7 separate regions of the Homo sapiens genome follow, and regions 2, 3, 4, 5, 6 and 7 are each linked to region 1. A link is a loop called in an ENCODE intact Hi-C map of the cell type or tissue named here. Cell type or tissue: heart left ventricle. All regions are shown on one strand.

Evidence for each region. A loop is a pair of places that touch in the nucleus more often than their neighbours do. Peaks named below come from ENCODE experiments on the same cell type or tissue, not always from the same donor. Only the 100,000 strongest peaks of a DNase experiment are listed, where the experiment ranks them.
Region 2: a loop joins it to region 1, with 11 times the contacts of the local background. A loop is called at or near these places in 93 of 110 quality-filtered maps.
Region 3: a loop joins it to region 1, with 2.8 times the contacts of the local background. A loop is called at or near these places in 18 of 110 quality-filtered maps.
Region 4: it touches region 1 in a loop (2.6-fold over the local background); 22 of 110 quality-filtered maps call a loop at or near these places.
Region 5: a loop joins it to region 1, with 4 times the contacts of the local background. A loop is called at or near these places in 30 of 110 quality-filtered maps.
Region 6: it touches region 1 in a loop (5-fold over the local background); 11 of 110 quality-filtered maps call a loop at or near these places.
Region 7: it touches region 1 in a loop (4-fold over the local background); 30 of 110 quality-filtered maps call a loop at or near these places.

What each region holds. Positions count from the first base shown.
Region 1 is chr5:149,113,235-149,117,234 of GRCh38, reverse strand. It overlaps the pseudogene RN7SKP145. Among named protein-coding and RNA genes, the nearest start is that of ABLIM3, 26 kb to the left of the region's middle. In heart left ventricle, a CTCF peak has its summit at 2,358 (motif pointing right); a DNase peak (open chromatin) is centred at 2,324; H3K27ac peaks cover 309 bases.
Region 2 is chr5:148,731,937-148,735,936 of GRCh38, reverse strand. No RefSeq gene overlaps it. Among named protein-coding and RNA genes, the nearest start is that of HTR4, 79 kb to the right of the region's middle. In heart left ventricle, a CTCF peak has its summit at 2,164 (motif pointing left); a DNase peak (open chromatin) is centred at 2,146.
Region 3 is chr5:149,001,640-149,005,639 of GRCh38, reverse strand. SH3TC2 (SH3 domain and tetratricopeptide repeats 2) reads left to right here. Exons shown (of 17, transcript NM_024577.4): 17 at 738-4,000. The coding sequence ends at 929. Among named protein-coding and RNA genes, the nearest start is that of MIR584, 59 kb to the left of the region's middle. In heart left ventricle, a CTCF peak has its summit at 2,422 (motif pointing right); a DNase peak (open chromatin) is centred at 899; H3K27ac peaks cover 479 bases.
Region 4 is chr5:149,060,645-149,064,644 of GRCh38, reverse strand. SH3TC2 (SH3 domain and tetratricopeptide repeats 2) reads left to right here and starts at 1,583. Exons shown (of 17, transcript NM_024577.4): 1 at 1,583-1,674. The coding sequence starts at 1,623. It overlaps MIR584 (microRNA 584), which reads left to right and starts at 2,236; the gene lies at 2,236-2,332. SH3TC2-DT (SH3TC2 divergent transcript) reads right to left here and starts at 1,328. Exons shown (of 3, transcript NR_122044.1): 1 at 971-1,328; 2 at 287-395. RefSeq lists a silencer at 1,325-1,619. In heart left ventricle, a CTCF peak has its summit at 1,930; DNase peaks (open chromatin) are centred at 1,484 and 1,964; H3K27ac peaks cover 3,915 bases.
Region 5 is chr5:148,824,950-148,828,949 of GRCh38, reverse strand. ADRB2 (adrenoceptor beta 2) reads right to left here and starts at 2,339. Exons shown (of 1, transcript NM_000024.6): 1 at 327-2,339. The coding sequence starts at 2,118. The coding sequence ends at 877. RefSeq lists enhancers at 1,439-2,024, 2,881-3,040 and silencers at 2,071-2,210, 2,301-2,610. In heart left ventricle, no CTCF peak of the experiment used is centred here; a DNase peak (open chromatin) is centred at 2,449; H3K4me3 peaks cover 3,414 bases; H3K27ac peaks cover 3,095 bases.
Region 6 is chr5:148,177,696-148,181,695 of GRCh38, reverse strand. No RefSeq gene overlaps it. Among named protein-coding and RNA genes, the nearest start is that of SPINK14, 11 kb to the right of the region's middle. In heart left ventricle, a CTCF peak has its summit at 2,267 (motif pointing left); no DNase peak of the experiment used is centred here.
Region 7 is chr5:148,807,301-148,811,300 of GRCh38, reverse strand. No RefSeq gene overlaps it. Among named protein-coding and RNA genes, the nearest start is that of ADRB2, 17 kb to the left of the region's middle. RefSeq lists enhancers at 1,709-1,758, 1,809-1,858 and a silencer at 2,149-2,228. In heart left ventricle, no CTCF peak of the experiment used is centred here; a DNase peak (open chromatin) is centred at 2,000; H3K4me3 peaks cover 780 bases.

The DNA of each region.
Region 1 (4,000 bases):
TTGAGACGGAGTTTCACTCTTGTTTCCCAGGCTGGAGTACAATGGCATGATTTCGGCTCACTGCAACCTGTGACTCCCGGGTTCAAGCGATTCTCTAGCCTCAGCCTCCCAAAGTAGCTGGGATTACAGGTGCCTGCCTCTACACCCAGCGAATTTTTGTATTTTTAGTAGAGATGGAGTTTCACCATGTTGGCCAGGCCGGTCTTGAACTCCTGACCTCAGGTGATCCGCCCGCCTCAGTCTCTCAAAATGCTGGGATTACAGGCGTGAGCCACCGTGCCCAGGAGATATTTTTTTGAAAGGTACAAATTCTTAAGAATCTCAATAAACCATAACTTAGGATAAATGAGAAGAAGAGTGCACCTTGTCACATCATAGTCAAAGTGTTGAAATCTAAAGGTAAAGAGAAAATATTGAAAAAGCCAGAGAAAAAGACACATTACATTAAATAGAATATCAATTCCAAAGATCTCTGACTTCTCATCAGAAATCATGGAGGCCAGAAGAGTGTGAAACAGCACTCTAATTAAAATGGACAGTCTATCAGAATTTATTTTTAAAAAGTAAGATTCAATTATATACTATTCAGAAGTTATAATTTAAGTATAAAGAGAGGTTAAAAGCAAATGGATTGAAAAAGATATATCATGTAAACTGCAGAGCACAAGAAGTTTAAAGTGGCTATATTAATACCCCAAAAGACATATAATCATGAAGGCGTGTGCTGAATAATAGACGTTCAAAATATACAAGAAGATGTGAGGGCAAGCTGGCTGCAACATCCGTCACCCCATTGATCTTCAGGGTTGATTTGGCTGATCTGGCTGGCTAGGTGGGTGTCCTCTTCCTCCCTCACCACTCCACATGCATCCCTCCCGGAGCTGTGTGCTTGGTAGTAGAGGATGACCATCCCCAATAGAGAAGGACCAGTCTTGGGTCAAGGGTATACCAGTAGCTGTGCTGATAGGACCTCCAAACAAGCTCTCAAAATATACAAAGAAGCAATTGAGAAAATTAAAGGAAGAAATAGAAATTCCACAATCAGAGGCTGTCATCTAAATGGCCTGTGAGGCCAGGACAGCAATAATGATAAAAGCTCCCGAGGTGGGGCTGGTGGGCAGCCAAGGTGAGAACATTGCTCTGAACCACCCCATCATGTTACCGCAGGGGGAAATGAGGACCCCAGGGGTGAAGAGGCTGAACCCAAGGCCTTCCCTCTGGAACCTCAGAATCCTGACATCAAATCCAGTGAGCTTTGGTTAAATGCCCTGGTGATTTTAAATCCTGACATTAAATCCGATGAGTTCTGGTGAGAGGTTCCAGTGCAAGAGAGAGAGAACAAAGATAATGGAAAACAGGAAGGAGGAAGAACCATGGAGGATGCCTCCATTTACAGAGTGAAGGAAGAGAGAATGCAGAGAGGAGACAGAGGAGCCACAGAGAGGAAGAAATAAGCCACGGGGGAGATGGGGGCTGACACTGCTGCTGTCCTCAGAGAGGCACAGCAGGGCCAACTGAGGAAAGACCTTCAGGGCCAGCCATTAGGAGGTCATCCAGAAGCACAGTAGCTAAATGGCTTACAGAGTTCTGGAGTAAGGCTGCCCAAAAAGCATTCGTGACCATGTGAGTGCAGCTGGTGCTTCCACTGGCTTACCAGCTCTGTGACTTTGGACACATACATTTATCTCTCCATGCCTCAGTTTTCTCATCTGTAAAATGCGTAGAATGTTAGCACTTGTCATGAGTTTAAATGAGTTAATAATACACACAAAGCCCTCAGAATGGTGCCTGGCACAGTGTGTGTGTGTATGATTCACAGGCACTTGTTCTTATTGTTGTTTGTGCCATTGCATTGTTGTGGGTGGTGATCTTGAGAGGCAGTTTTAACAGGATATTGGAGACAGCTGTCATTTTCATAACTTATATTTGGACTTCTGGACCTCACGCTAATTTACCTCAAATGACAGTAAGTCAGCACTACTGAATTAATTCATTCATCACATTTCACTTGCTTAGTTTTAAGGGGTCCTCTCACACTGAAGAACAGCGTCCTCTGTGCTGTGTGAGGTGGACTACAACATTCTCCTGTGCCTGGTCAGCTGTGGGACCCAATGCACCAGAGATTGCACAATTGGTACAGAAGGGGGAAATGAGCCAGAAAACAGGGACGGGTGGCACAAGGAGAAGAGGGGAACTGGCTCCTTGCATATCCCCCAAAGCACTATCCAGATATCGGAGCTCCTTGAATCACAGCAACCGAAGGCTGGATTTTGAGCTCAGAGGAATGACCCAGCTCCACACAAGCAAGCAGCCAAGGAGCTGAAGTCTCTGCACTCTGCCTTCTGTCTGGCCACTGGGTGTCACTCTTCATCTATGTTCCTTTGGTGTCAGGGTTCTGAGAAGAAATTCAGCCTTTGCTGTTCTCTCCCTGTGCTGATATTTACCCCTAGAAGCTTCTACTGGCCAGACAGGCAGTATATTGAGAGTGAAATCGCATCAGGAAGCTGACTTCTGATCCACACATGGGAAACCAGCCTGCTTGTCATGAAAGTAAGGAGATTCCAGCCTCAGTAACTAATTCTACAGCAATAGCAGTTGAAAACAAGTCTTAGAAGCATTGAGCAGACATTCTAATGAAGTAGATATGTTACTGAGCTTGGCCAAGGTGGCTATGGGAATCTTACATCTGTGAAGGTGACAGGACTTGCTTTTTCATATTGACATTTAAGAATATTTTGTATCCAAATGTGTTTGTGTGTCTCTGTGTATGTGCGTGTGAGTGTGTGTACTTATTTAAAGGAAATAGCAGGTTTCAGATACAGTTGAGGTCTCCTTTATAGCCCTCCTTAATCACATTCCCCTTCCTTCCACCCTAGAGGCATTCTCTCTTCTGATGTAAGTGGTCTTTCTCCTGTCCATATTCTGATGCTCTTATTAAATCTGTACATGTTCATAAATATTTAACAGTATGGCTTTGTACATTTAAAAGTTTATACAAATTGTTGCCCAATACCATTTACTTGTGCTGTCTGTATAATTCCATTTTCTTTTTGTTTCTAATTTTATTAGAATTTTGCTGTCAGTTTAATAGTCATTTCTTTGCAGTTTAGTCTGTGTTTTTTCTCCCTTTTTAAAAAAAGTTGTGATAAGAACACTTACTATGAAGTCTACCTTTTAACATGCTTATTCTATCTCTTTCATTCATAGTTTTTTAATTTCTCATTCTTGCAGTGCTGGTTCACTGATCAGTTGCATCTGTTGTTTTTTTTCTCTTGGTGTTCAATTTCCTTATTTGATTTGTATCTGTTTTAACTATGAACTACTTTGAACTATAGTCATGCATTGCTTAACTCTGGATTCATTCTTGAGAAACGAGTCATTAGATGATTTTCTTGTTGTGTGAACATCATAGAGTGTACTTTCGCAAACCTAGGTGGTATAGCCTACTGCATACCTAGAGTATAATATTGCCTAATGCTCCTAAGCTACAATCCTATACAACATGTTACTTTCCTGAATACTGTAGGCAATTGTAACACAATGGTATTTATTTGTCTAAACATAGAAAAGGTACAGCAAAAATACAGTATAAAAGATAAAAAATGGTACATTTGTATAGAGCATTTACCATGAATAGATATTGCAGGAATGGAAGTTGCTCTGGGTGAGTTAGTGAATATGAAGGCTTAGAACATTACTGTATACTACTGCAGAAAAAATTAGCCGGGCATGGTGGTGGACGCCTGCAATTTCAGCTACTCGGGAGGCTGAGGCAGGAGAATTGCTTGAACCCAGAAGGCGGAGGTTGCAGTGAGCTGAGATCAACACTGTACAGTTAGGCTACACTAAATTTATATAAAAAAAATTCTTCCTTCAATAATTAATTAACTTTAGCTTACTATAGCTTCTTAACTTTATAATCTTTAATTTTTTAAAACTTCTTGATTCTTTTGTAATAACACCTAGCTGAATGCACAAACACATTGTAAGCAGTACAAAA
Region 2 (4,000 bases), 380 kb after region 1:
ATGCATGGGATCAGAGGAAACACGTGTAATCTATGGGTCCACTGCCATTCCTTGCCTCCCCACTCACATATAACATTTAGGATGCCCTGGACAGAGAAGTCAACTGTACCCAGGACACATGGAGTGCAGTGAGAATCACAGCGAATACAGAGTGTGTTACATCTACTGGGTAAATGGGGACACTGACAGCCCCCAGGGGCCATGCTTTCTGTTCAGTGGCATTCTGAGAAACACAAATGACCAAGGATCCCTTTCATATCCTTTCTTACTCATGTTACTTCCCTGTGTTAGCCACCCACTGAGGCTGAAAATGGTGACACAGAAGGAAAGGGAAATGTGGATGGCCTATAGTGTCTTCTCATTTTACTCCTTCCTTCCTCGCCAGTAAGCTGAAGATAGTGTTGGTAGAATATGCACATGTCAAGAAGTAAAATAAACACAGTTGAGTTTGTTTTTCTTGGCAGCATTTCCACAGTTCTGATGAGGAGGCAATACCTATGCATGTGTGAGCTACCAGATACAGAAAATGTAATTTCAGTGCTTCTACATCAAGCTAAATGCTGTGACATTTAAACTAATATTTAAATGTTATATTTTAAAACTAATATTCTACAATATAAAGACAAGTGGTAAAATTGATGCTGATAATTTTAAATTGTTCTTAGAGCTACATAAATAGCAAAGTAAAAACACTATGATGAGTGGAGAAAGAAGCCATGGAATAAAGAGAAAGTTTTATATTTTGTATCTTTAACAGCACTTTTTTCCTGCCTTTTGAACAAGGAACTCCACATTTTGATTTTGCCCTGTACTCTGCAAAATATGTAGTCATCCCTGCCTCTCCAGCTTCAGTATTTACCTTCTCAAGTTCTGTTCCGTCAATGGAATAGCTGTAACATAACTTGCCATTTCAATCCACCATTAATGCCTAATCATTGCTCTTTCAAATATTAAGTTGTCACTTTTGCTTACTACTATTTGATTTATAAAGGTGTGTATTAGTTTGCTTGGGCTGCCATAACAAAGTACCACAGAGTGGGTGGCTTAAACAACAGAAATTTATTTTCACACAGCTGTGGGGGCTGGAAGTCAAGAGCAAGGTGTGGGCAGGTTTGGCTTTTTTGAGAATTATTTCCTTGGCTTGAAGTCAGCAGCCTCATGTGGTCTTTTCTCTGTGCTTGTGCACCCCTGGTGTCTCTCTGTGTGTCTGCATTTGCTCTTCTTATAAAAACACCAGTTAAATTGGATTAGGGTGCACCAATATGACCTCATTTTACCTTAAGTGCCACATTAAAGGCCCCATCTCCAAATACAATCATATTCTGAAGTACTGGGGGTTAGGTCTGCAGCACATAAATTTAGAGAGAAATACAATTTGACCCACCACAAGAACTTTCTCACTTTTTCTTTTTATAGTAGCCTTGAGAGAGCAGCCAGGACACACATCTTGCAAGTCTATTCATTCATTCAACAAATATTTATGAGTACTTACTAAGCGCTTGATGCTGAAGATGTAACAATGAAGAAAACAGGCAGCTTCCTGCTCTTGTGGAAGTTAGGTTCTAGTGGGAGAGACAGACAAAACATAGTAACAAATAAAACAATCACAGACTGTGAGAAGTAGAAGTAAGATAATATAAATAGTGCTGTGATAGAAAATAAAGTGGGTGAGATTTTTGGTAGGGTCATCACGGAGGGCCTCTCTGAGGAGGTGACAAACATTGAGAAAGATTCCTTAAAAATGCAAAGAGCTCGGGAGAGGAAATTGCTCAGCAGAGGAAACAGCAAATGCAAAGGCCCAGAGATGGGAAAGAGCTCAATATGGTCTAGACACTGACTAAATGCCAGCGTAGTGGAGGTATCAAGTGTAATGTGGAGCATGGAGTGAGATGGCAGGAGCGGGATCGTGTGGGGGCCTCTTCTGCCTTAGTTAAGGAGTTGAGAATTTATTCTGAGTGCAAAGGGAAGTCACAGAAGGGTTGCTGTCAGAAGGGCGGCATGATCTGTTCTGCAGTGTGGGGGATGGGTTGGCAGAAGAAAGGTGTGGGAGATGGGGAAACTGAGTCCTACAGGCGATCACTTACTGGCTTTCATTCACACAAGTTCCAAACGGCAGTACTGGTCAGGTACTTACATTACATTCCTATAAACATGGAGCAGGGCGCCCTCTGCTGTTCCAAGTAATTCTTAATCCACATTGATGGCAAATCTAGGAAATGAAGAAAGAAAACTCCCCGACGCTTAATTATGGAATATACAGGAATCCTCCAATCACATTTCCAAAATTCATACCAAAATTTTGAGGTGAAGAGAAGGGGGCCTGAGGAAGCTCCCAAATAACAGGTTGACTGTTCTTAGGAAAGCTGGGTTGAAGATGAAATCGACTGGCCTTTTTATTTTTAAGAGTAATTAATCACTTGAATTACTCTTACTGTTTTCTAAAGAATTATACATGCTCATTACAAAAAAATCAGACACTACACCAACACAAAAGCAACACATTACTCCATATTTTACCATGTGGGAGTAACAAGTACTTTTGATGAATATTACTTTAGACATCTCTCTGTGCCTGTATATGTACACATCCTGTTGGATAAAAACGTCCTCAGTAGAGATCCCTCTAAAGTTAAAGACATTACTGAAGCATTTTTAAAAACGGACTCATTTTTTGAGCCACACATTTCAATTTTAGTTATTATAGATTGTCTCAGTGTTGTAAAATAGTGTTACAAAACATAACTCATTGTTTCGTTTTTCCATTTTTCTTAGCTCTGCAATGCCTTCTTTCATCTTCTTTATTTTATAATTTATCTTAGAGGTATTGTTTTACGGAATTCATATTCTTAATGAGCTTTTCTCTCTCGGCAAATGTTTCCTGCAAAGGGTCAGGTAGTAAATATTTTAGGCTTTGTGGGCTAAAAGAACTTGGTCACAACTGTTCAGCTCTGCTATTACAGCGTGAAAGCAGCCAGAGACAATACGTAAATGAATGAATGTAGTTGTGTTTCAATAAATGTTTATTTACAAAAACAGGAAGTGGGCCACATTTGGCCCACAGGCTGTCATTTGCTGACCCCTGTTACAAAAGATAAGATAATTACTGTTTACTCTTCCTTTCATCTCACTCTTTTCCAGGTTTTGCTTATATTATTTTCACTTTGTTAGGACTTAATGATACATTCCCTTATACTACCTTCAAGGCCACACAGGATTAGCCTTAGCTGTGAAATTAAATAAACATGGTGTTCCACATGAGTTCTTTTCATCACAGCTTTTTCACTCGAGTTCTTTATTATTTTTCATCTCTTGTTCGATGGGATTACTTGCCAGTTGTGTGTAGTTTGGTTTTGTTTCAAAAAGAGTTCATGAGTATTATATTTCCCGAGCTCTTGCGTGTCAAAAAATATCTGCCCTTTATCTCCATGCTTGGTGACACCCTAGCTTGGTACAATATTTTTGAATCATGTTGTTTCTCTCAGAAGTTGGTGGTCATTACTCCATGTCCCTTGGTACTGGAGTTGCCATGGCAAAGCCTTGAAACCACTTGACTTTTTCCCCCTATAGGGGCTGACTTGCCGTTTTCTGCCTAAATGTCAAATTTTTTTCTGGATTCTTAACACTTAACAGTTTAACCAGGAAATTTCCCAATTTAGACCATTCTGTATCAATTTCTCTTGACATAATTGTCCTCTTTTTTATCCATTAATACCGTTCTTCTTTTCAGAAAACTTTTTAGGTTATATCTTTGAATTCTCTTTTTTCTTTCCTTGTACTCTAAGGATGTCAGTTGTCTTCACGTTGGATAATTTTTTCTCTCTGTATCTACCTTTATTTTAATTGCTTTGTCTTTTCATCCTGCATTTTCTATGACTGTCCCCAGCCATCTCTCCATGACATTTGCAGCTACATTTTTCTCTCCTTTGCAATTTATAACTTATTACATTTATAACTCATTGTTTTGTTTTTCAATTTTTCTTAGCTCCACAATGTCTTCTTC
Region 3 (4,000 bases), 110 kb after region 1:
AGGGCCGGGGGTAGTGAAGCACCCTCTAGCCATCTTGCCTCTGCCCCATAGCTCCCAGTAAGTGGTTCAGGGACAAAGTGTGTGATCTGATCATGTCAACCAAGAACTCCACGGATTGTAAAGGGAAAAACTCAGTTCAAACTTCCTTAAGCAAAAAAGGCAACTTACTGGCTCAAAGAATGTGAAGGCTGAGCTACAAATTTAACTGCAGATAGCTCTGGATCCTGTTTCTCAATCATCATCAGGGATTTCCCCACCTCTCATTGTATTCCTTGACTCTGTATGTTTCTACTTTGCTTTGTTTCTTGGCCTTTTCCCCTTCTAGCTACTGGCAGGTTCAAGTCCACCTCTGAACCTGCCACTTCAGAGGGACTATTTTCCTTATTGAGACACAGTGGAAAGTCCCAGGGAGTGGCAGATGTAGGCCAAGTTTGGGTCATGTACACATCCCTGAAGCACTGTGCCCAGGGCAATGATGTTTCATGATTGGCTGAGCCTCAGTAAGGGACCACCTCTGTGCCTGGAGTGCAGGGCACTGTGATTAGCAATGTCCCAAGGACCACAGTGGAGGGAGAGAGGGGCTCCCTAAGGACTCAGGAGATGGGGATTGGATGTTGGGCAAACAAACAAACAAACAAACAAACAAAAAAAACTAGAGTGGCCAGCACAGCCTCCTAGCCTGTCCTGGAAGTGTTTGCTAATGCTGTCTCTTCTTTGCCCCCATACCACGGGGTTAGGATGCCCATGATGCCACTGAGTACTTCCTTCTGGCCCTGGCAGCAGCGGTCCTGCTGGGTGATGAGGAGCTTCAGGACACCATTAGGAGCAGGCTGGACAACATCTGCCAGAGCCCCCTGTGGCACAGCAGGCCCTCCGGGTGCTCCTCAGAGAGGGCGCGGTGGCTGAGTGGTGGTGGCCTGGCCCTCTGAGGAAAGCTGTCCTGTCTCTGGACATTTGGCATGGCCAGACTCTGACCCCACTGCCCTAGGCTCTTAAATACTCATTGGGAGGGTCCGAGTCCTTACCTGGCCTAGCCCCCTCATTTCACAAGAAGAAGAATGAAGTCCAGGAGGAGAAGGGCTCATTGCAGGCCACAGAAAGATTTGATGGTGCAGCGATGAGAATTCCTGGTTCCAGGCTTTGCATCTGGAGCCTTTACCGGTTGACTGTTGCCTTCCACACAAACAGCCTCTGAAAAGCACTTTCTCCATACATAATTCTGGAGAAGATGAGGGATCTTGCCCTCCAGGAGCCTTCCTTCCTCCCCCAATGAGGAAATCAGTCACTGCACTGGTGCAAAGGCAAGCAGATTGGAATTTGTGCTCTTCACCGATTTTCTCAGGGAAAGACCCCTTCCCCTTGCCAGCAGAGGAACCTGTAGTTTTTTCCATTTCTTTCTTCAGAACCAAAGTATGTATCACTCCTCATGCTCACAGGGATTGACAGGAGAGAATTCACCAGGATCTTAGCTCAAAAGACACAGCCTCAGAATGGCCAGATGGATTGCACGAAACCTGACTTGGATTCACCATCTTCCTCCTGCCATAAGGCTGTGCTCCCACATAACCTCCCAGAAGCTCCAGGGAAGCTTTCCAAGAGCAAAGGCTTGGAAATTGAATGTTAAGAAAATTATGACATAAATTACATGTAAATAGTGTATATGATTAAATATTGTCCAGTTACATTTACACACACATTTTGTCTCATCCACAATGGGGGCAGATGAGATGGAGGACTTGATGGATGGGAGAGAATACCAATACATGTCTTTTTTTTTTTTTTTTTTTTTTGAGACAGTTTCTCCTCTGTTGCCCAGGCTGGAGTTCAGTGGTACAGTCAGGGCTTCCTGCGACCTCAGACTCCGGGGCTCAAGTGATCCTCCAGTGTCAACCTCCTGAGTAGCTGGAACTACAGGCATGTGCCATACCCAACTACAAGGCATCTTATTGATTTCAGGGCAGCTGCTTTACAAAGCATCTCTATTAATAACATCACTGCATAGCACACTGAGTGGCCTAAAACACTTATAATCTCATGGTTTCTGAAGGGCAGGAATCCAAGCATGACTTAGCTGAGCCCACCAGCTTAGGGTGGTTCACAGGCTGCAATCAGCTGGGGCTGCAGTTATCTCAACTTCAACTAGAGAAGGATGGGCTTCCAAGCTCACCCACACAGCTGTTGTTAGGAGTCAGTTTTTTGCTAGCTGTTGGCCAGAGGCTTCCTGCAGCCACTTGCCACGTGGGCCTCTCCACAGGGCAGTCACAACATGGCACCATGCTTCACTAGAGGGAGCAAACAAGAGGAGCAAGAACCAGAGTGAGCAGGAGAAAAGGGAGTGACTCTTTCTATAACCTGATCACAGAAGTGACATCTCCTTAGTCTTGCCTATTCAATTCATAATAAATGAGTCACTAGGTCTAGCTCCCACAAGAGGGGAGTGTTTACCAACAGCTTGAATACCAGATGGTGAGGAATCATTGGGGATCATTTCAGAAGTGACCTACCACAGTATCTGAGTTCTTTGATAATGAAATTGGGAATTCTCTAATTTCAGCAAACTGAAAATATGGTCCACTAACCAGCAGCATCAGCATCACCTGTGAGATTGTTTGAAATGAAAATCTGTGGCCCCACCTATGATCTCTGAATCAGAATCTCTGGATCCCAGAACGCTGACTCGTCCAAGCTTTCCTGGTGATTTTAATGCACCCTAAAGTATGGGAAGCACCACTGCAGGGCAAGAGCCCTCAGATAGTGTGCATAACTATTACCTGGTGAGGTTGTGGAACATGAACTTCTTGGTTTCTATCTCTAATAATTCTGATTCAGTAGATCTGGGATGTATCCCAGGAACATGCATTTTTAGAAAGCAACTCAAGCAAGCCTGATGCAGGTGGTTCACCCTTGCTCCTTTTCTGTGAACCACAAGGATACCAGCCATAATTCCCTGCATCTGATGCCCATCAGCTTAGCTTTTATTATCAGACCATCTGCCCTTAATTTCTAGCTTCTTGGGCTGACCAGATGATTGGTTGTATGAAAGGGTGAGATGGGAGTGGTGAGTTGAGCCGCCATTGCATCTTCTAGTCATCAAGGTTGTCTACTAATTGGCACACATTTTCTCTTAGAGATGTGGTTGGTTGTCAAAAGGCTGTCTACTCTAGAGAGTATTCTCCAGGAAGGAGAAGCTTCCAGTTGTCTAATTAGTAAAGTTATCTAATCTACTACCATGGAGAATAGATGTGGTTTTGCCCCCACCACAAGCTGTAAAAGCCCCAAGCTGGGAGGGACGTTGCGGTTGAGGCTATTCAGTCTAATCTCCCGTGCATAGTCCTTTCAACAACATTCCTGGGAGACAGTCAGGGGCACACACATTCCAGAACAGTTACATATCGTGTATTTGAAGAAGGCTCACACAGCCCTGGAAACCATGCCACTGGCCATTCCCCATCTGACTCAGGTTACAGATCCCCTCCCTTTTCCCACTGACCACTCACTCTCCTCTGGCCAGATTTGTTTCTGTTTCTCTGAAAGAGCAGTTCCCACAACTGCATGAGGCTTTTGATATTGGCCGGTGGGTGAAGAGTACAGAGGGATGTTACTATACTTAATTTGATTCTTCCTCTCCCCAGCAGCCACATCTGTCCTTGGCTTCCATTGAGCTTTATAATCAGTTGAAACTTCTGTGTCTTCTGACTTGAACTTCTGTTTGGACAGATCTTTCTCAATTGCTGCAAATATGCACATGCATTTGCATATGCATACACATACACACACATACGTGAAGAGCGTTGTTTCTATCCATGTTACATCTCCTTGGAAATTTTAGCTAAAATTTCCCAATTCTGTGCACTTTGATTTACCTATAAATCTGATGAATTTACCCATAACCAGGTCAGTTATAAAAATGTTTAGCATGTTTCCAAAGACAAGGGTAAGACTATTTTTTTAAAATAAGAAAAACATTGTGCTATATAATTGCAATTACTACATTCTATAT
Region 4 (4,000 bases), 53 kb after region 1:
GGGGCTGTTATGGGATTTGAATAGAATAATGTACAGTGAGAGCCTGGCCCACAGTAAACATTCAGTAACTGTGTCTCAGGATGAGTCAGGATGGAGACGGGAGCAGTGCTTCAGAGACAGGCTCAAGACCCTGTCCTCTGGGGCTAGGCTGGTGTGTGAGGTGGATACTCCTGATCTCTGGTGGGACTGACCCCTAGGCCATTCTTCACCTGGTCACCCAAGTGCTCCTCTCAGAATATAAACTTGATCAGGCCACTGCCGTCCTAAAAATGCTGGTGATACTGACCTCAAGTTCAGCCTCCAAATAGCCTGCAACATAGGCCTGGCAGGACCTTCTCTTGGCTCACACCTCCTGTTCTTTGGGCCTCTCACCAGGGTCCTTTCACCACTTTGCTCTAGTCATGAAGGAAACATTGGGTGAGCAGTGCTCTTTGAGCTTGGTTGTTAGAGCAGTCATGCTTCCGTCCTACCTTGCTGGCATTCAGCCATATTTTCTCCATCTCCTTTGCAAGATCTCATGGGAGGTTTTCTGAAATTTAGCCACAGTGTCAACTGGATTCCCCTGCTCCACTGCCTATCTGAAACAGGAAAGAGGTTAGTCTTGTGGGACCAGTTTTGCTTGCATACCTGTAGACTTGCTGTATTTTTTCTTTTAGTTTTATTTTTAATTGACACATAATAATTCTACACATTTATGGGCTAGAATGTGATGTTTCAATATATCTATGTATTGTGTAATGAACAAATCAAGGTAATTATCATATCCATCATCTCAAACATCATTGTTTTTTTGTGGTGAGAACATTCAAAATCCTCTCTTCTATGTTGAAATATACAATACGTTATTAACTGTAGTCCCCCTACTGTGCAATAGAACACTAGAACTTACTCCTCCTATGTAACTCTAACCTTTTACCTATTGACCAACCTCTCCCCATCCTTTGATGTATTTGGTTCTCCATCCCCTCACCTGTAAAATGCTGGGCTTCATCAGGTGATCTCCTGGATTCTTTTCCTGCACACCAGCAGCTGGGGGTTTGCATGTTCCCCAGTGAGGAGCTGGCTCATTGATGCTGCTAGGTCCAAGTGAAATGCTGCACCCACAGCTCCAACTTTATCAGAGAGCCAAGGGAGGCCTTTGCAGAGAGAGACTGGGTGGAGATCACTGTAAAGGGGTGGCAGGCCAGTCAGTGTGGGCCAAGTCAGTCGGGGAGGGAGCAAGAAGAGCAGTCTTGATCTCTGGGATGTTCTCTGCCCTCCTCCCCAGCCCTGGCTGCCCTCACAAGAACCAAACTGTGTATCTCAATCCTAGAATGCGAGGAATGTGCTGCAGGCTGATAGGCATGAAGCGATCTGCTGAGAGGCAGGGAGGAGCCCTGTTCCCCAGGCCTGACAGTGCAGGAGCTGTGGGCCTGCAGGCTGGGCTGGGCTGCCCCTCCCACCCTCCCTGGGCCTCCTGCTGTAGCCGGGATATCAAAGGCTGCATTGTGCATTGAGCAGGCCTCGGTCCCTCGTGTGCCAGGGAGGAGGCGGGAGGAGGGACACCGTTGGGAGGCTGTCCCTTGCAGCACTCTTCTGGCCTGTGTTCCCAAGGGCCTCGGCCAGGGTAGGATGGTACACACATGGGTGGCTGCTTCTGCATCCCCAGGGAGCGGAGTCTGACCCGGGGCCCAGGTGAGTTTCCCAGGGGGCCCTTGGCCTGTGGCTTGGCCAAAGTGGATGGTCCAGTAGAGGCTCAGGGACCTGCTGGGTTGGAGAAACTTTTCTCCCAAAGATGGGGAGATGATTGTGCTTTCTGGCTGCCTCTCCTTCCTCCCTGGGTAAGTGTTTGTCATGCTGGCTCTGTAAAAAGGGAGCAAAGCCTGGAAGCATCTATTTTTTCCTGAAGAAAGAGCCTTTGAGTTTACTCTGTCAGGAGCTGAGCAGCACTGCTCCTGGCTGCCACTCCCAGGGTGTGACTAAGCCCTTCCTTCCTTTCTTCCCGAGATCCCCCCAGGACAGGAAGAAAGTTCAGGCAGTGAGTTCCTCTGTGGCCTATGGGTGGCCATAAACTTGGCCTTAGTCATTCAAGCCTATTTTTGTCAGGGTTGCTGTTACTGGAGAAAAACAGGCAGTTTCCTGCCTCCACCTATTACAGAGTGATTTGTGTGTGAGTGCATGTGTGAGTGTGTGCATCAAGTTGAGGCAATGGAGAGTTGTTGCTCTAAGAAATTGTCAACTCATGGGAGAGTGACTTAGGGTGACCAGCCATTATGGTTTGCCTGGGACTGAGGAATTTGCTGGGATATGTCAGTTCCAGGCCAACCAGGCTGGTTGGTCTCCCTGAAGCAACCTTCTTGCTTTTTTTCAGAGGAGAATCAAGGTAGGGCCCTGTGTTCTCTTGTGTGGTGTTTATCAGGATGAGTGGTGGCTTTGGGGAAATGTGGGGTTAGATTGGTGGGGGGAGGCTTGCTTGGGAGATAGGGGAACATTGCTCCAAGGAATCATTCCTAACCCTTGTTAGAACTCTGTGTCTTCCTGGAGCTCCACCATGGTTCCTGAGAGAAGGAGCTAAGGAGCATCCCCTAGCTGAGGGCTTTCTACTCTCTGACAGACAACTTTCTTCTTTAGTCTTATGACTTGGGCTTGTAGAAGGCACTTGAGGTCATTAAAGTGAACCCAAAACAACCATATTCTGCTTCCTCTGCTTGAAGTCTTGATCTAGGCACCTTGGCACCTACAGCAGGGAGTGTCCCCCCAAATGATGCCCTTGGCACAAAAGGCACGACTTTAGCTATGAACAATTTCGCTTCTCCAGATTTCTCAGATGTAAACACTTTTCAGTCCCTCCCCCTAAGTCCTATTGTCATTGTGCCCCATGAGAGTAGAAACAGCATGGAGGGAGACGTGCAGGACCACTGGTCGGAGATCGGGGTTCTAGATCTGACTTCCTCTAGCTCTAGTTATGCAGTTGTCATCTTGGCTACTCACTTGGTCTTTGAGGCCAAAGTGTCTGGATTTTATCTTGGTTCTTTTACTTGCCTCGACAACTTATTTAACTTCTCTGTGTTTCAGTTTCCTTATCTGTAGCTTTTATGACATGATTATGTCTTCTTCATAGAGCTGTGGTGGAGATTAAGTCTACATGTGAAATGGTGAAACAGTCTGGTGCACAGTTAGTTGAGCACAATAAAATTCACCATTGTTAATTCCATTTTGATGACCCCAGTATAACTCGCGCTCTCCCTGGGCCTCCATTTAATCATATATACAATTTTAGGGTTGTAAACTGCTGTGTAGAGGTGCCTCAGAGAGCTCTGCTCATGTTCCCTCATTCCTACCTAGAGCGGCTCTGCTTCTAGTTGACATCGTCCTTCAGCCAAAGATTTCCTGTAGAACAGAGTTACGCAGCTGAAAACAAACAAACAAACAAACAAAATATTGAAAAAGGTCAAAATCATAATAACACTATCATTCAATTACTTTATTCTTTCACCTTCTTTTTGCCATTGATTACTGGCTGGCACCCCGCATTCACCTTTTCACCAAGAGTTAGCCTGCTATGTATCTCCCTCGAGACTTTTCATGCCATTCCCCCATATTATTCCCTGTATGTGTCAGGGCCTTTCCCTAGCGAGGTTGATATTGGTGTTGTAGGTCCAAGTCCAGTCGATCTGGATATTCCCATTCCAGATTCCCCTATTTATCCTAGAGAAAAGGAACAAAGTATGAGACCCATCCTGGAGCAACTTAATAGTTGTGTGACCTTGGGCAAGTCCCTCATGTTTTTTGAACCTCAGTTTTCCTGGCTGTAAACTGTATCTAATGGTGGTACTTATCCCATGGAACTTTTGTGAGGATTAAATTTAATAATTCCTCTCATGGACTTAGCACAAGGTCTGGCTTTTGATAACCCTTCAGTAACTACAGGCTGTTTTATCGTTAGTTAATATGGGCCACTCCTACATCACTTCCTCCTAATTCCTTACTGGTCTGGAGAAGTCTGTACTTATGTTTCCTG
Region 5 (4,000 bases), 290 kb after region 1:
CGTGGAGAGAAAAAAACATATCCCCTTAACTCCGCTTCTGTGAGTCAGTGTTTCTGAGGTAACAACACAGAACAATAACCATAGGGAGAGTTGAGCTATACTAAGAGCAGGCAGAACTGATTTGGGGCACAAGTGTCAGGAGAGATGCAGCTTTGCAGCAGCAGACTCAAAGGCAAATGAAAGGGTTAAGCAATCTGTGCATGTCATTCTTGTATCATTCTACATTAAGTCATGGGCAGTAATTACAAGTAGTTACCTGCGGTTTCCAGTGGGGGAGGCAACAGCACTCCAGTCAAGGGGTTTTGGAGAAACAGGTGCAATGAAGGCATGGTCAAACAATTTATTTACTGTAAACTTTAGACTTTGCTCGGGAAAACAACTGAAGCTGCTCCTCAAATCCCTGCCTAAAATACCCCGTGTGAGCAAATAAGAGGAGTGGGGGAAGAGTCCATGTTCACAGCTGAAAGGTCCGAGATACTCAAAATCCTCAAGTCCAAGGGTGTAGGAAGGAAAATCTCCTTCAGATACAAATTACCAGCAGCAATATATTACCCCTAATACTTGAATAGTGAGGTAGATACATGGAAAAGTCATGAAAATATAGCAGACTCAGGTCCTCTAGGACTAAAGCTCTTTAGACATAAACTTACAAATTCCATGCAAAGAGGAACTGAACTGTACAAATAACAAATAATCACTCAAATAAGTTTTCTCTCTTTTTACAGCTTAAAAAAATAAAAAAGGCAGAAGGATGCCCTTCCTTCTGCATATCTCTATACAATTTTACAATTTTATTCTAAGTTTATTACCCTCAAGTTAAATAGTCTGTTTAGTGTTCTGTTGGGGGGGGGGGTCTTTAAAAGTAGAAAAACTGCTTTACAGCAGTGAGTCATTTGTACTACAATTCCTCCCTTGTGAATCAATGTTATCGCTAGGCACAGTACCTTGATGGCCCACAAAGTCTTCCGTGCCTGGGAGGTCTTCACACAGCAGTTTATTTTCTTTCTCCTGTTCCACGTGATATCCACTCTGCTCCCCTGTGTTGCCGTTGCTGGAGTAGCCATTCCCATAGGCCTTCAAAGAAGACCTGCGCAGGCACAGAAGCTCCTGGAAGGCAATCCTGAAATCTGGGCTCCGGCAGTAGATAAGGGGATTGAAACCAGAATTGACATAGCCTATCCAATTTAGGAGGATGTAAACTTCCTTACGGATGAGGTTATCCTGGATCACATGCACAATGTTAACGATGAAGAAGGGCAGCCAGCAGAGGGTGAAAGTGCCCATGATGATGCCTAACGTCTTGAGGGCTTTGTGCTCCTTCAAGCAGAACTTGGAAGATCTGCGGAGTCCATGCCCCGTCCGCCCATCCTGCTCCACCTGGCTAAGGTTCTGGACATGGAAGCGGCCCTCAGATTTGTCAATCTTCTGGAGCTGCCTTTTGGCCTCCTGAAAGACCCTGGAGTAGACGAAGACCATGATCACCAGGGGAACGTAGAAGGACACGATGGAAGAGGCAATGGCATAGGCTTGGTTCGTGAAGAAGTCACAGCAGGTCTCATTGGCATAGCAGTTGATGGCTTCCTGGTGGGTGGCCCGGTACCAGTGCATCTGAATGGGCAAGAAGGAGGTAAGGCCTGACACAATCCACACCATCAGAATGATCACCCGGGCCTTATTCTTGGTCAGCAGGCTCTGGTACTTGAAAGGTGAAGTAATGGCAAAGTAGCGATCCACTGCGATCACGCACAGGGTCTCAATGCTGGCCGTGACGCACAGCACATCAATGGAAGTCCAAAACTCGCACCAGAAGTTGCCAAAAGTCCACATTTTCATAAGAATATGGGCGGCCCCAAAGGGCACCACTGCCAGGCCCATGACCAGATCAGCACAGGCCAGTGAAGTGATGAAGTAGTTGGTGACCGTCTGCAGACGCTCGAACTTGGCAATGGCTGTGATGACCAGCACATTGCCAAACACGATGGCCAGGACGATGAGAGACATGACGATGCCCATGCCCACCACCCACACCTCGTCCCTTTCCTGCGTGACGTCGTGGTCCGGCGCATGGCTTCCATTGGGTGCCAGCAAGAAGGCGCTGCCGTTCCCGGGTTGCCCCATGGCGCGCAGTCTGGCAGGTGAGCGCACTGGCTGGGGGCGCCTCAGCGGGCGGACCCACGGCGGGGCTCTGCGGGCCGCGAGCGGACGCCTGGAAGCCTCATTCAGCGGCTGTGGTGTGGGTGTGGTGGGGACTCGTCCTGCACACTCAGCTTGTCGGGTGCTAGGGGCTCGCGGTGCCTGCCAGTTCCAGCCCGTGCTCTGAAGAAGCCGCTTCGCAGTGCGTTCTGCCCGTTATGTGCACAGGACTTTAGGGGAACTGCCCTCGCCGTGACGTACGGGAACTTTCGGCCAATGGCACGCCGGCAGCCGCGAAGGGGCGAGGCACTCCTCCCCTTTCCCTCCCCTCCCCTCGCCCTCCTTCTCCTGGGGCTGGCCCGGGCGGGGCCCAACTGCTCCCTGGAGGGCGGGCCACCACTGCTTCCCGGCTACCCTGGCTGGCCCCAGAGGGCTAAAGCTGGAGGTGGTGTCCTTACCAGCCAACCCGGGAGCTTTTGGCTCTTCTGTGGCCGCTACCTGCCTGCCCTGGGCGCCTGCGCGGCTTGAGGTCTCAAGGCAGAGGGCAGCACACCGGCACTGCCCCACATTCGGAAGGAAACGAGAGTGCCCACCGAGGCACGCACATACAGGCACAAATACACCCTGGCAGACATGCTCAGACTTATACCGAACCACAGCCATAGACACTGAGACACACCCTCCCAGCTCACCGACATGCACACTCGCGCGCGCTCTCACACAGAAGCCATCCGGCACAAAGTCACCCCTGTCCAACACAGAAACGCGGCCAGAAACAAACACAGAAGCACCCAGAAGCACAAAGACATGGTGACACACACAGAAAGTAAACACACGCTGGCTTGGAGGCATCCAGAGCGACACAGACACGGATGTCTCCATCTGGGTACTCCGAACTTGCCTCACCCGAGCACTGATAATGCTCCCCTCCCAACATACACCCGGTAACCCAGTGTATTCCCTTTCAAACATTTGGCAAGAGCACAGGAGGTGACTTCAACAGCTGCTGATTTCCTCAGCACACTCGCTGTCAAGTACTTTAGGTGCCCTCCTTAGGAATTTGCAGGCATGAAGACAGTTTTACCCTTTGGATTTTATCTGGAGCGGGGGTATGCAAGTATGTATTTTGGGACAGAGAGAGAAAGTTGTGTGCTTTTGTTTTAATTTTTTTGTTGTTTTGTTTTTAACTCTTGAGAGTGTGGCATCACTCACTCATTATCTGTTGAACTGGAGATGCAATGAGAATTCAAACAATTTCTTCAGTAAACCCAATGAAACTAAAAAAAATCCTTTCATCTGCTGGATAGTTTGTTAATCTTTCGGGTTGTGCCATGTGAAATTGCCACCATCTGGCGTCTGTGACTTACCAAAATGGCAAATTCATATGGTTCAGAGTATTAAGAATGTCTTAACATTAAGAACATTTTGAAGCTATAGAAAGCAAAAGATCCTGGCCAATATGGTGTAACTCTTGTCTCTACTAAAAATACAAAAATTAGCCAGGTGTGGTGGCACGTACCTGTAGTCCCAGCTACTCGGGAGGCTGAGACAGGAGAATCTCTTGAACCCGGGAGGTGAAGGTTGCAGTGAGCCGAGATCACGTCACTGCGCTCCAGCCTGGGTGACAGAACAAGACTCCATCTCAAAACAAAACAAAACAAAAAACACAAGATAATTCTCCCTTAAGAAAAAGAAAAAAGTAAGACCAAATCTCAAAAGTAAGATCTTTGTTCATGAAATACTATCCTTTCCATCTGGCATGTGACTTTACTGCTAAAGTGAAATTAATTTTCAGGGTTTGATTTCCCATGTATTAGTGGTGTCTTTGAAAAACTGAAAGTATTTCATGAAGTGTAACTAAACGTAC
Region 6 (4,000 bases), 940 kb after region 1:
ATACTACCTGACTTCAAGATATATTATAAAGCTATTTTATGCCAGCACCATGCTATAAAGACAGCATGGAACTGGCATAAAAACAGATACATCAACCAATGGAACAGAATAGACAGATCAAAAATAAACCCACACATTTTTATCTAATTGATTTTTGAAATAAAATTTAAAAACATACAATGGAGAAAGGAAAAGGAGAGTCTCTTCAATAAATGGTGCTGGGAAAATGGAATATTTGCCTGATGAAAAATAAAATTGGTTTCTTATCTCATACTATATATAAAAATGAACTCAAAATGAATTAAAGATTTATATGTAAGTCTTGAAACCGTAAAACTAGAAGGAAACAGGGGAAGAGCTTTATAACATTGGTATGAGCAATGATTTTTTTTATCTGAACTCTAAACAAAGGCAACAAAAGCAAAAGTATTAATACAAACGAGATTGCATCAAATCTGAAAATTTCTGCACAGCCAAGGAAAAAATAGAGTAAAGAGACAACCCACAGAGTGGGGAAAAAAAATATTCACAAACCATGCATCTAACAAAGGTTTAGTATTCCAAAATACATAAGGAATTCAAGCAACTAAATAGCAAGAAAACAAATAATCTAATTAAAAATTGGCAAAGGACCTGAACAGACATTTCTCAAAAGAAGGCATACAAATTGCAAACATGTTTATTTTTAAATGCTCTACATCACTAATAATTAGGGAAATGCAAATTAAAACCAGAATAAGATATGACTTCACACCTGTTAGAATGGCTATTATAACAATGAAAGATAAGAAGTGCTGGCAAGGAAGTGAAGAAAACAGAACCTTTGTACACTCTTATTGGGAATGTAAATTAGTACAGTCATTATGGAAAACAGGATGGAGGTTCCTCAAAAAACTAAAAATGGAACTACTATATGATCCAGCAATCCCACTCTGGGTATATACCCAAAGGAATTCAAGTCAACACGTGGAAGAGGTATCTGCATGCTGTATTCATTACAGCATTGTCTGCAATAGAAAAAATATGTAAACAATCTATATGTCCATCAACAAATGAATGGATGAAGAAAATGTGATATATTTCCAAGTGTGATATACAATGGAATACTATTCATCTTTTAAAAAGAAAGAAACTCTGTCATTTGCAGCAATATGTACAGAATTGGAGAACATTATGTAAAGTGAAATAAGCCAGGCAAAGAAAAAAACTGTACCTAAATACAGTTAGCATAGAAGAAATGTACCTAAACACAGTTATGGCATATATGCCAAGCCCACAGCTAACATCATACTTAATGGTGAAAAGCTGAAAGCTTCTCCTCTGAGATATGGAATAGGACAGAGATGCCCACTTTCACCACATACTCACACTTAAATGCAGAATGTTAAAAGAGATCAAGTTCATAGAAGTAGAAGTAGAGAATGGTATGCTGGTTACCAGAAGCTAGAAGTGGGGGTGGGGAGGAAGGAATGAGGAGGTGTTTATCAAATTGTACGAAGTTTCAGTTACACAAAATAATAGGCTTATAAAATCTACTGCACAGAAGGATGACTATAGTTAATAAAAACATGTTGCCTATTTAAAAATAGCTAAGAAAGTAAATTTGCAATGTCACACCACAAAAAATAAGTGAAGTGATGGATATGTGAATTAGATGGATTTAATCATTCCACTTTGTATACATATAACAAAACATCACATTACACCCCGTAAGTGTACACAATTATGATTTGTTGAAAATAATAATAAAAATAAATCAATGAATTTTATATTAAAGAAAATTAACTGTGGCTTAGATTTGTCATGTTGTTTTCATTGTTATTTTAAATAACAATGACTTTCTGGAAGCCTACATAGGGCCCATATCTAACTCATTCCAAATTTTTGCTTGGAAAATACATGGAAAACAGTTTACACAAGTCTGTCTCTCTGAATTAACTTTCTCAGGGTAAAAATAAGCTAATCAGAAAGAAAAAAACTCCATAGGATTAGAAGAGTAATATTTAGTCCATTCGTTAGTTACAAATATTCCATTAGTTAGAAACATTTCCCAATACTCTCATCCAATGTGACACCTGAATAAACGTCAAGGCTGAGTATGTTAGGAGCTTTCATCTTCCTGGGGAGAAGGATATTACCATGTTAGATGATAAGAAATCTGCAGCTCATAGAGATCTAGCAATTTCCCCAAAATCATATTGTTATATGACAAGTTGGCCAAAAGTATTGTCAAAGTTGTTGGTCTAAAGAGCAATGCTTTACTGCCACCTTATGGGCAAATAGGGTTTGCTACAAGTCCTACAAGAGTTCATTATAGTTCAACTTGGGCTTCGAGAGTGTCTTTCACAGATGAAATAAAGTGTCTTGTATGTCATACTAAGATGTTTGTTTCTATTATAATTAACCAAGGATAGTGATTTTTAACAGATAATATTTAAATGGAAAATTATGGTCAGAAGAATAGAATGGAACCTGAGATAACAGTTAAGATGAATAGTAAAATAACATTAAAACAAGATGACTTGAATTAAATAAATGTTCATGAGTTTGATCAATATGTAAGCTGATATAAGGAATATATATTTATAGTATATTAAAATTGAGTTTGAGTGAAAAAGGGCTTAGAGAGAGTGATAGCATTAATTTTCATTACATCAAAACATGTGTAAAGCAAATTTAGAAAAGCATAGGATCCATATTAGATAGATTGACTTTCAAGATTCCACAAGAGCCAGTGAAATTAAGATGTCCAGTGTCTGCTTCACAAAGAAGATATTTATGAGGCCAACAAACATGAAAAATGCTCATAAGCACTGATCATTAGAGAAATGCAATTCTAAACCACAAGGAAACACCATCTCATGCCAGTCAGAATGGTGATTATTAAAAAGTCAAGAAACAATAGATGCTGGTGAAGCAGTGGAGAAATAGAAACTCTTACAATGTTGGTGGGAATGTAAATTAGTTCAACCATTGTGAAAGATGGTATGGTGATTCCTCAAGGATCTAGAACCAGAAATACCCTTTGACCCAGCAATCCCATTACTGGGTATACACCCAAAGGACTATAAATCATTCTACTATAAAGACACATGCACATGTATGTTTACTGCAGCACTATTTACAATAGCAAAGTCATGGAACGAACCCAAATGCCCATCAGTGATAGACTGGATAAAGAAAATGTGGTACATATACCATGGAATACTATGCAGCCATAAAAATGAATTCGATCATGCCATTTGAAGGGAAGTGGATGAAGCTGGAAGCCATCATCTTCAGCAAACTAACACAGAAACAGAAAGTCAAGCACCGTATGTTCTCACTCATAAGTGGGAGTTGAACAATGAGAACATATGGACATGGGGAGAGGAACAACACACACTGGGGTGGTTGTGGGATGAGAGGCAAGGGGAGGGAGAGCATTAGGACAAACACCTAATGCATGCAGGTCTTAAAATCTAGATGATGGGTTGATAGGTGCAGCAAACCACCATGACACATGTATGCCTATGTAACAAACCTGCACATTCTGCATGTGTATCCCAGAACTTAAAGTAAAACAAATAAAATAAAATAAAAATAAAATAGTCAAATTCATGGAAGCAGAGAATAAAATAATAGTTTCCAGGGACTGGGGGGAGGGAGAAATGGGGAGTTGTTGTTCATGGTTTTAAAATTTTGATTATGTAAGAATAAGTTCTGAAGATCTACTATACAACATAGTGCCCATAGTTAACAATACGGTGTTGTGCACTTCAAAATTTATTGAGGGTAGATCTCATTAATTTTTCTTACAACAACAACAACAACAGCAGCATTAACAAAAACAAAGAGTCACAGGAAAATTTTTAGAGGTGACAGATATGTCTACTGCCTTGATTGTGACGATGGTTTCAAGGTTGTATGCGCATGTCCAAAGTCATTAAATGGAATATATATGTGTATATATATATGTGTGTGTGTGTGTGTGTGTATATATATATATATATGTGTATAT
Region 7 (4,000 bases), 310 kb after region 1:
ATATAGGTAAAAGTTTATAGAATAAGGATATAAGGAGAGAAAAAAATTATCTTCCTCTGTATTTGTGTTTCAAGCTGTGTTACTACAAAAGAATAAAAAAGTTAAGAGAAATTGTTTTTAAAGTAAAATAGTTACAATAATCTAAGCTTATTGTTGAAGAGAGAAAAATTATTTTATTTATAAATTCAGCATAGCATAAGCAAACAGTATTTATACTGTCTATACTAGTGTACAGTAATGTCCTGGGTCTTTACATTCACTAACCACTTCCTCATCGTCTCACCCAGAGCAACTTCCACTCCTGCAATTGCCATTGACGGAAAGTGCCCTAAAATGTGTACCATTTGTTATATTTTATACCATATTTTTACTGTACCTTTTCTATGTTTAGCTACACAAATTCTTACCATTGTGTTGCAGTTGCCTACAGTATTCAGGACAGTAACAAGCTGTACAGGTTTATAGCCTAGGAGCAATAGGCTATAGCATACAGCCTAGGTGTGCAGTAGGCTCTGTCATCTAGGTTTGTATAAGTACACTCTATGATGTTGGCAAAATGATGAAATCGACTAATGATGCATTTCCCAGAATGTATCCCAGTCACTAATTGGCACATGACTATATATGATATTCTGGAAGGGGCAAAACTATGGATACAGTAAAAACAGGATGTTTTTACTGTATCCATACTGAGGACTTTTCTCATGGCCCCATCCTGTTTTTACTGTATGGACCTGGGCCTGGGGAGAGGGAGGGATGAGTACATGGATCACAGAAGAGCAGTGAAACTATTTTTAGGGCAGTGAAACTATTCTGTAGGATACCATAATGTTAGATGTAAGATATGTCACTCTACATTTGTCAAAACCCTTGGCATGTACATCAAGAATGAACCTTAACATAAACTGTGGAGTTTGGATGATTATGATTTGACTGTATAGGTTCGTCGATTGTAACAAATATACCTCTTTGGTGTGGGATGTTGCTAGTAGGGAAGGCTGTGTGTGTGTGGGTGTGTGTGTGTGAGGGCAGTGAGTGTAAGGAAAATCTCTGTATTTTCTACTCAGTTTTACTGTGAACCTCTGCTTTAAAAAATAAAGTCTAATATTATTATTATTTGAGACAGGGTCTCACTCTGTCACCAGGCTGGAGTGCAGTGGTGAGATCTTGACTCACTGCAACCTTTGCCTCCCGGCTAAAGTGATCCTTCCACCTCAGCCTCCTGAGTAGCTGGGACCACTGCATCCAGCTAATTTTGTATTTTTTGTAGAGATGGGGTTTCACCATATTGCTCAGGCTGGAAGTCTATTATTTTTTTAGAAAGGTGGCTCTGTGCCAGCTGATCTGAAGCAATATTTAAAATACATCAAGAAGTAAAAAAGTGAATTGTACAAGTGTGAGTAGCATGTCTCCATTTGTGTAAACAAACAGTTGTATGTGGCATCTATCCAACATAAATGCTCACCATAGGAATATGTGTATATAAATTCAATAAATTAGTCTAATGTACAATGACATTTTATGCTGTAGTTCAAAGAATGAACTAGATATATATGCTGGTACATAAAGATCTCCCAGATATGAAGTAAGAAAGGTTGAAACAAAACTACGTAAAATATCGCCTTTTAGTATAAGTAACACGTGTTTATATTCACAAACATATTTTGGAAAGTAGAAGCAATTAACAACGTATATATAACATAGGGGACTAGGGACTGGGGCATGGGACCTGTGGAGCGGCCCCGACAGTATACTTTTACTTTCATTTTGGTACTCACCTGTTTTGTTTGAGTTTTTACTATGACTACTATTAAAAAGTGCAATTCAGTAAAAACAAAACCGAAAATCAAAACTAATGCTCCACAGATTTCTTGAATATAGTGTCATGGCCACAAGAGTCCTTTCCTTCATCTCCTCTTTTTTTGGGTGGAGAAATTGAGAAGCAAAAGTTAACAAACTCAATAATAAATCTGTGACTATAGCGACCAAGAGTGGGGGTGGGGCAACGATGTGCCGCAGATAACAGCAAAGAAGTAAAAGTAGAAATTGTTAGAATTTTTAGTAACTTGGAGGGGAAAAGAGGAAGGATGTGAGAAGAAACCAGGAAATGAAAATAAAGATGGCAAAAACTTGAACAAATGAGGAAGGTGCTAGAGAAAAGCCTGAGCTTGCTCAAGCAGTTTCTGGGGCTTATTTTTTGTCCTGAGTGTATGTGACTGCATGTCTCTGTGTATGTCTGCTGATGTGGCCGTTTTTGACAGCCTGGTGGATTAACAGGGCTATAAATCATTCTGTCTCAGAGTTGGAGTGCCCTGAGGGATTACTTTGCTCAGCAGAGCGCCACTTTGGCAGAGGGACCTCAAAGGCAGACAGACACCAAGGAGGGTGGGAGGTCTTGGTCCCCACCCCGGCTGGTGCTGCTCCACTTCTGGCTGCTTTCTGTATCCTGCTTCTGCGTAAATTTGTATTTGTGCAAATCTTCCATTGCTGAAAAATATCCACTGACATACCAACCCTTTCTTAATACAAACAGGGAAACAGGTCCTTAGTGAGGAAAGAATTTGAGAAATATCACAGAGGTAGTAGGAGAAACAGGTCTAGAATATATGGTTTCTGACTCTCAATCTCTGTTACTGATTTATTTTACCTTTTAGCTGAGCCAGAAAAGAAAAGGAAAAGGCCTGAAGGGAAGTTTAAATTTCAGTGGCTTAAGTGGAAAAGGGGATATTCCTAGGGAAAAACAATATTAGACTTGCAAAAACCAATAAGGAGAAAAATTATCAGTAACTATAATAGAATAGACAAAAGAGGAAAATTGCACTCAAATATTTTCGCGGGTGAATTGAACCGTAAAACTAATATTTAAAGATTCAAATGTCAGGGATTTAAATAAATTTTGCCAATGCAACCAAAAAGTGTAACAATTTGATTACCTCTTCTGGGTCAGTCACTTTGCAAGGTGCTGTTGATACAATGGTGAGTAATTCAGACACAATTGCTGTCCTCAACGGTCTGCAGTTGTGTGTATAGTTTGTTGGTTTGAACAAAACAAGAACATGCAATTGCTTATATGAATGATCCTTCAATTCACTCTTGAGCTGCCAATTATTTGCAAAGCTCAGCAAATACTGATATGCACTGACTCATAAAAAGATGTTGGTCTCAGCCTCTGTGAAGTTCAGAGTCAAGATTAAAATCAGCCACTCAGGGGAGCCTGTTGAGGAGGAGAGACCTAAAGTACTTCTTACTGGTTACTGGAAAATGGAGGAGAGACTGGGTAAACAGAGCAGCCACGGGAGCAAAGCAGAGTGTTGCTAAGAGGGAAGGGAAAGAGGAAGAACAGAGGCTACTGCCCCTTGGAGGGCTCTGACATGCTGATATGCTTCACTCGGCTGACATGCTGAGTGAAGCAGCAGGTCAGTGACCAACAAGCCCTGAGGATGCAGCACAGACCCTCAAAACCCCAGAATCCTAAAGCTGGGACTGCCATGCAAGACCCAGGAGTCCAATTCTCCCTGCACAGATGAGAAGCCTGAGGCCCACAGGTGGGAAGTGGCTTATAATTGTCACATGCAAATTGGAGGCAGTGCAGGGATCAGAACCCAGGACTCACAGCTGAGGACTTTTCTCATGGCCCCATCCTATCCTGTGAAAGGAACATGACAGTAACTAAAGACAGGATGTTTTGAAGTCAGATAGACCTGGATTTGCATCCCAATTCTGCCACTTGCTGCTGACTGTATGATCTTGGGAAAGTGTGTCTATTAACCTTGGTCCCTTCATCTGTAGAATGGGGATTGTATAAAGGCTTGTCTCCAAGATAACCATCCTGGATTCCTTGTATCCTTCATGCACATGCCATTGCCCCATCAAGAAGTGGAGTTTATTCTTCCACCTCCTCGAATGTGGTCTGACCTGTGACTGCTACGTCCAGTGAATTCAGTGAAAGTGAGGCTGCCAGTTATGGAGCTAGGCTTTTAGGGGACTGGCAACTTCTGCC